Regions from separate parts of the Homo sapiens genome. Here region 1 is linked to region 2. Evidence: read pairs that join two places in POLR2A ChIA-PET (ENCODE). Cell type or tissue: GM12878. All regions are shown on one strand.

Evidence for each region. Peaks named below come from ENCODE experiments on the same cell type or tissue, not always from the same donor. Only the 100,000 strongest peaks of a DNase experiment are listed, where the experiment ranks them.
Region 1: POLR2A ChIA-PET joins it to region 2 with 8 read pairs; 5 of 35 experiments call an interaction of 5 or more read pairs at or near these places.

Annotation. Positions count from the first base shown.
Region 1 is chr10:5,968,767-5,972,766 of GRCh38, forward strand. The region is part of intron 1 of IL15RA (interleukin 15 receptor subunit alpha); the gene reads right to left. It overlaps LOC107984200 (a long non-coding RNA gene), which reads left to right. Exons shown (of 3, transcript XR_001747348.2): 3 at 3,228-4,000. Among named protein-coding and RNA genes, the nearest start is that of IL15RA, 6.8 kb to the right of the region's middle. In GM12878, no CTCF peak of the experiment used is centred here; no DNase peak of the experiment used is centred here; H3K4me3 peaks cover 1,256 bases; H3K27ac peaks cover 960 bases.
Region 2 is chr10:6,063,407-6,067,406 of GRCh38, forward strand. No RefSeq gene overlaps it. Among named protein-coding and RNA genes, the nearest start is that of IL2RA, 3.0 kb to the left of the region's middle. RefSeq lists a silencer at 2,346-2,546. In GM12878, no CTCF peak of the experiment used is centred here; no DNase peak of the experiment used is centred here.

The DNA of each region.
Region 1 (4,000 bases), 95 kb before region 2:
CTGTGCTACCTGCTTGCTGCCTGCTTGTCCGATGGTGGTGGCACTGGGGGCAGTTTTCCATTGTCCTGAGTCTCACGCAGGCCTCGTGTGTCTGGACCTCATGGTTGAAGCTTTCAGATATTCTGCTCCTTCCCGCCAGGACAGCCAGCCTGTCTCTTGCATCTGTAACAGGTTTTGTACAGGAAGTGTTCCCTGCCCATTTCCAGCAGCCGTGGACCTCCAGGGCTGTTTGTGTAGGATCCTGAGCAAGGACTAAGTGTATTGTGTGTGTTTCTGGCTGACTCACCAATCGATTCCATCGATCTATGTGTCTGTTTGTTTTGACACCAATACCGTGCTGCCTTGATTATTGTTGCTTTGTCATAGGTCTTAAAGTCAGGTAGTATAAGTCCTCCTACTGTGCTAATCATTTTCAAAGCTGAGTTTGCTTTTCTAGATCCTTTACTGTTTTTTTGTTTTTAAATTAAATTAAATTAATTTTTTAAATTAAATTTTTAAATTTAATTAAAATTTTATAATTAAAATTTTTAAATTAAATTTTTTAATTTAATTAAATTTTTAAAATTAAAATTTTTAAATTAAATTTTTTAAATTAAATTAAATTAAATTAAATTAAATTTTTCCAAGATAGAGTCTCACTCTGTCTCCCAGCGGGGAGTGCAGTGGCATGATCATAGCTCACTGCAGCCTCAGCTGCCTAAGCTCAAGTGATCTTTCCACCTCAGCCTCCTGAGTACCTGAGACCACAGATGTGCACCACCATGCCCAGCTAGTTATTATTTTTTTAATTTGTAGAGATGAGGTCTTGCTATGTTGCTCAGGCTGGTCTCAAACTCCTGGGTTCAAGGGATCCTCCCAAAGTGCTGGGATTACAGGCGTGAGCCACCCCGCCTGGCCTACTGAATTTAACAAACAGTGTATCAATGTCTACCAACAAAAGCCTGCTAAAATTTTGATTGGAATTCATTAAATTTAAAGATCAGTTTGGGGAAGAATTGATATCTTAATAATATTGAGTCTTCTTAAAAACCCATCAACACGGTATCTCTCTTGATTTATTTAAGAATTCTGCAATTTCTCCAGAAATGTTTTATAATTTTCAGCGTGCCAGCCTTGTACATCTTTTGTCAGACATATCCCTAAGTATTTCATATTTTTTATGTCACTGCAAATGGTATGATATTTATTTCGATTTCTTATTGTTTGTTGCTAGTATTTTGCATATTGATTTTTTGGTGTCTTGACTCTGTATTCTGCACCCTTGTAAACTCACTTATTCTAATAGCAGCTTTGTAGATTCCATATGATTTCCTATGGAGATGATCACATCATAGATTCTCTGAGTATGTTTTATGATTCCATTTTATCTCCTTTGTTGGTTATTAACTATAACTCGTTGTACTAGTTTAGTGGTTGTTTTAGGGTGTCCACTATATATCTTTACCTTATCACAGTTTTCCTTCCGGTGATGTTATACCACCACATACATATCCTGTAAAGATCTGAAACAGCAGACTTCCAGTCTCTCCCCCAAGCCCTTGTGCTATTGTTCTATGTTTTGCTTTGACATATGTTATACCCCATGACACATTGTTATTATTTTGCTTTAAACAGTTGATTATTGTTTATCAGCTCAGGATTTTAAAAGGCATTTGCACTATATTATTTATCATTTCTGGGTGTTTTTGTAGCAGGAGGGTTTTTTGGTATCTACTCTGTCATTTTGCTGAGAAAGGAAGTCTATCAGTGGTTCTTCCATTCTGAACGGTCCTCAAACCAAGATAAATCTGTGAATAGTTAATGTTTGAATGTACAAGGATATCAATGTACTACAGCCAATCCAACCAGGCAAATGGTGGCCAGTTACTTACTTTATAAAGTTGGACTGTCTCATAACTATATTGGTGATATTACTAACACTGTTTCATTTTATTATTTTATTTTTAAAATGATTTTATTTTATTTCATTATTATTTTATTTTATTTTATTTTATTTTATTTTATTTTATTTTGAGACAGGGTCTAGCTCTGTCACCCAGGCTAGAGCACAATGGCATGATTATGCCCCGCTGCAGCCTCAAACTCCTGGCCTTAAGCAATCCTCCTGCCTCAGCCTCCCGAGTAGCTGGGACTAGAGGCACATGCCACCATACCTGGCTAATTTTTTTTTTCCTAGAGATGGGGTCTCACCATGTTGCCCAGCCTGGTCTCAAACTCCTGAACTCAAGCCGTCCTCCAGAGATAATACATTTAATTGAAGCAATAACTTCATTTCCACATGCCTTAATCACATCTTTAGATACTTGAATTATACTTTCTATATATTCTCTCATAACATTGTTCCCTAGTTATTCAATGTAAACAAGTCTCACCTTGTTTACAATATTATAAGCTCCTTGCAGATGGTATGTATATTTCACAGTTCTGTGGTACTCTCACTTTCCTACGGCTGGTATACGATAGATATTTTCTGAATACATATAATGGAATTATGAAGTAATGGAAATTGGAGTAAACTTATGGCTCTAGGACTTTCAAAACTCTGAAGTAGCCAAAAAACATATACAACAAGTCCTAACGATCATTTAAATGAAGTCACCAAAATAGTGTATGAGGCCACACCTCTTTCTGTTTCCCAGAACCTGTGAATCACACTTCCTTATCTATCAGGTTGGTTTACAGAGTCTAATAAGAGCTGGCAGCCTCGGCCTGGTTCCATATCCAGAGTTCAGAGGTTGTCGGGTTAGCGTGGCTCCCAATCCTGTGAGCAGAGTCAGAATGGACTCCAACATTCCCCTCGCTTACAGCACCTTTCAAATGCCTGCACGAGCTAAGGGTGGTAGGATTCAGAGATGTGTCAGATATGGTTCCTGCCCTCAGGATGCTCACTGTGGAGCTGGTGTACGGAAAAGGCAAAGGCCTCTGGCCTCACAGTCACCCATCACCTTCCTTCCTTATTTTCCCCGCTGAAATGTCAGCCAAGTCAACACACTTCCTTTTGGAGTTCCCAAAAAGTACAGACTGTCTCCAGCTCACTGCCTGAAACTTGGCAATTCTTTTCTTTCTCTCTCAGACTCATTAACTGAGCTTCCTGACCCACCTCTTGTGTGCCAGGTGAATTTCTCCATAACTCGAATCCTTAAATAATGATTATTGGAGTCTTGCAAGAGTTGAGGGCTACAGGTTGAAGAGCAAATGAAAGGAAAGTAATGAAATACATTCTATAGTTTTAGGACTCGAGAAGACATCTGGCCTCTTCTGTCTCCTGCATTGACACCGCCTGTGTTCAGGATTTCATCACCACCCACCAGAACGATTTCAAAAACCTCAATGCAGCTCCTATTCTCTGGAGTCTCCTGACTACAGTTCATTCTTCACACTCTGAACAAGAGCAACCTTTCCACCATGCAGCTCCAGTAATGCTCCCCTGCACAGAAACCCTCAGGGACTCCCCACTGCACAGAAGGGAATCATGCCTTTCCAAGAAGAAGCATTCAAATCACATCAACTATGTCCAATGAGCAACACTGATATGACTCCCACGATATATACTGAGGAGTTTCATATATATTTATTCATTTAGATACATATTATTATTACTGTTATTATTTTTATTGTTATTTTTGAGACAGAGTCTCGCTTTGTCGCCCAGGCTGGAATGCAGTGGACAAGTGTTTGTGAGTTGGACAAGCTTTCGTAAAGTCATGAAAACATTGCCAGACAAGATCAGCTATAATTAAAGATGAATTAGAAAAAACTCCAAAATTCTGGATCTTAATTGTGCTATTTCTTTTGTAATTTTATTTATTTACTTTTCTTATTACAAAACAATTCAAATTATGGCAGAAAAATAAGAAAGGGCAGACAACTGCATACATGCCCACATATGACCAACACATGACATCTTCCCCATTCAATGACAACTACTTCTTGATCTTCTTCTAGTAAAAAAATGAATCATATGATGTCTACTACTTGAAAACAACTCCATTTTATTTAC
Region 2 (4,000 bases):
TGAGGTCGGGAGTTTGAGACCAGTCTGGCCAACATGGTAAAACCCCATTTCTACTAAAAATACAAAAATTAGCCAGGCGTAGTGGCGGGCGCCTGTAATCCCAGTTACTCAGGAGGCTGAGACAAGAGAATAGCTGGAACCGAGGAGGTGCAGGCTGCAGTGAGCTGAGATTGCGCCACTGCACTCCAGCCTGGGCGACAGAGTGAGACTTCCATCTCAAAAAACTTGTCAAAATATGACAAGATTCTCTTAAATTCCACAGCAGGTATAACTTCCTCTCTAGGAACGTTTCTCACTCTGCGGGCAAGTGCTCCAGTAGAAACTCCTAGTACTCCCACCAAAGTCACGCTCCTTTCTTCTTGGGCATGGGAGTAGAATGCACTTGCTGCCTCTCCTGGAAAATAGCTTATGCTTTAAGTAGTTAATGTGGATTGTCATTATAAAATATTTAAATTTATGTTAATGTCTTTTTTTTTTTTTTTTTGGAGCGCAATGGCACAATCTTGGCTCACTGCAACCTCTGCCTCCCAGGTTCAAGTGATTCTCCTGCGTCAGCCTCCTGAGTAGCTAGGATTACAGGCACGCGTCACCACATCCAGCTAGTTTTTGTATTTTTAGTAGAGACGGAGTTTCACCATGTTGGTCAGGCTGGTCTCGAACTCCTGACCTTAGGCGATTCACCCACCTCGGCCTCCCAAAGTGCTGGGATTACAGGTGTGAGCCACCACGCCTGGCAATTACAAGATTTTTTTAAAGCCATATCACAAAGCCCCCACAATTTTTCTGGTAAATAAGAGGCCCAACTCTTGGTTCTGAGATGGACCATGGTTAAACAAGTCATTGAACTGGCTTTTCTGGTTCACCTTACGGATGAACGCTCTGTCGTCGTTTGCTGATGCTGAGGTTTCCAGTTGATGCTGCATGGCACGATGCAGGGATGTGAGAAGAAGTTGGGGGTGCAAAAGCAGACCCATTTTGTCACGGATTGCCCAGGATCTCATACTGAAGCTGTAGCAAAGCTTTTGCCCTTAATGAGTTTACAGGTGAAATGGAAAGACACTTGAGTGTCCCTTCCTCCAGGAGGCCTTTTCCAGTCCTTTCTACTCCATCATAACACCTGCCGTGCTGCATTGCAATTCACTGTTTATATCTCTTTCTTTCTTCTAGTTGCTGTTAATCTTTTTTGGATTAAAAACTCTTTTTTGTTTTTAATTTAAGTTCCAGGATACATGTGTAGAACGTGCAGGTTGGTTACATAGGTATAAGTGCGCCATGGTGGTCTGCTGCACCTACTCACCTGTCTTCTAAGTTCCCTCCCCTCACACCCCACCCCCCACCCTGCAGCAGGCCCTGGCGTGTGATGTTCCCCTCCCTATGTCTATGTGCTGTCATTGTTCAACTCCCACTTATGAGTGAGAACATGCGGCATTTGGTTTTCTGTTCCTGTGTTAGTTTGCTGAGGATAATGGCTTCCAGCTTCATCCATGTCCCTGCCAAGGACATGATCTCATTCCTTTTCATGGCTGCATAGTATTCCATGGTGTATATGTATCACATTTTCTTTATCTAGTCTCATTGATGGGCATTTCAGTTGGTTCCATTTTGCTATTGTAAATAGTGCTGCAATAAACATACGGGTGCATGTGACTTTATAGTAGAATGATTTCTATTCCTTTGGGTATATACCCAGTAATAGGATTGCTGGGTCAAATGGTATTTCTGATTTTAGATGCTTGAGGAATCGCCATACTGTCTTCCACAATGGTAAAAACTCTTTTCTTAATTTGATAGAACCTTTGGTTTCCCTCCTTGGAAAAAATGCACATCAGCACATACTCTGGATAAATCCGTAGGAAGTTTCAGGAGCATTATGGGCAGTTTGTTTTGTTTTGCTCTGTTTTGTTTGAGATGGGGTTTCTGGAGTGCAGTGTTGCCATCTCAACTCACTGCAGCCTCTACCTCCTTGACTCAAGTGATCCTCCCACTTCAGCCTCTCAAGTAACTGGGACCACAGGCATGCACCACCAGGCCTGGCTAATTTTTTTTGTAATTTTTGTAGAGATGGGGTTTTGTCATGTTGCCCAGGCTGGTCTCAGACTCCTGGACTCAAGCGATCCTCCCACCTCAGCCCTGCAGAGTACTGGGATTACAAGTGTGAGCCACCACACCCAGCGGTTGTGGGCACTCTGAACTTCAAAGGTCCAAGGATCTCAGGTTAAGGTGTCAAACTGTGGGCCTCTAGAGGATAGCCCTATGTCCAGTTTATCTGTGAACTTACGTCACCTAACAAAGTGCATAACACATATGGGTGTCCAACCACTATGTATGAAGCCACATGTGCATACAAATATAACTAGCATATACTAAAGCAGTTTCAGACAAATTCTTTGTGAGGCAAATTCAAAGTTTTGTTTCAAACCTGCTGCAAGGAGGTAATTTCCAATAAGTCCGGTTCAAAGATTTCTTTCCTAGTAGAGGGTTTTTTTTTTTTTTTTTTTTTTTGAGGAAAGTTATCTAGATAACATTGGTAGATTAAGTTCAAGAAAGGAACAAGTTCAAGAAAGGAACATTTGGTTAAAAGTAACTAGGTTCATCCAGGGACAGCCGGTCAACAGTGCAAGCTGAGTCTCACTTCATCAGGAAATTGCTCAATTCTATTATCAGAAATGTTTGGTACTTCCTAGAAGAAACTGCTCAGAACAGCGGACAACAAATTTCTGACCTAGACTGCCTTCCCTTAGGTTTAAGACCACTTTCTTTCTAGACGTACAGTGGGGTGAATACTAATGATTATGGTAAGAAGAGCAATTGAAATGTAGGAGGGAAAAGTTGTTGAGCTGATGTGATCAGGAAAGGCCCACGTATTGTCCTTGAAGGATGGATACGGCCTTGGTAGGTGGTTCCTGAGGAAGCAGAGTGTGGTCCATAGTTAACCAGAAGTAGAGAGGGGTAGAAGCTAAGGGCAGAAATATCAGCTGGATTCAGAGTCAGGTGGACCTCGAAAAACAGAATAAGATCTATGGACTTCAGCCACTGAAGCTGTCTAACCCAGGCGGGACATAGCCAAGTGATGTGATGATGAGGCCGAGCTGGTGTGGTGTGCAGGGAAGATTGAGGCATAGAGATGCTGAAATACTCTTCAGGAAGGAAATCATAAGGACTGGAGGAAGGTGAAATAAATTGGAATGGCAAGGAGGCTTGATGCCAGAATATCAGGCAAAGGGAAAATGCAGTTGGTAATGCCTGGATGTGGGGCAAGAAGCGGGGAACAGAATTTGTGAGCTTTGGCGAGGAGAAAATTCACTGATTTGAGCTCATCAAATGGATTGGCGAAATTCAAGTGTGTGAGGCTGAGGTTAGGGGATGGCAGAGAGGCAGTAGCATTTGTGAACAGGAGTTAGTTGTTCACTTGGGTTGTTCTCTTGTTCCTACAATGTTGGACAGTCCTTGAAGACAGCATTTATTATCCAGACAACTCTAAAGCTTGACTTGCCACCCCCCTAGCCCCAACCACAAGAACGAGTTTTCAGCTTGCAACAAAAATCATTTCTGTTTATTAGAGTCTAGATTGGGGAGCAGGGGCAAAGAGTAGAGGAAAAAAGGGGAGAGGTGGTGAGGAATCAATCACCTTTCATTTTCCTTTACTTACCCTTGGGGCTTGTTAACGGTCACTTCCACAATGCCCATAGAACCGGCCGAGCACGATGGCTCACGCCTGTTATCCCAGCACTTTGGGAGGCCGAGGCAGGCAGATCACCTGAGGTCAGGAGTTTGAGACCAGCCTGGCCAACATGGTGAAACCCTGTCTCTACTAAAAATACAAAAATTTGCCGGGCTTGGTGGCACATGCCTGTAATTCCAGCTACTTGGGAGGCTAAGGCAGGAGACTTGCTTGAACCTAGGAGGTGGAGATTGCAGTGAGCCAAGATCACACCGCTGCACGCCAGCCTGGGGGACAAGGGCAAAAGTCTGTCTCAAAAAAAAAAAATGCCTGTAGAAC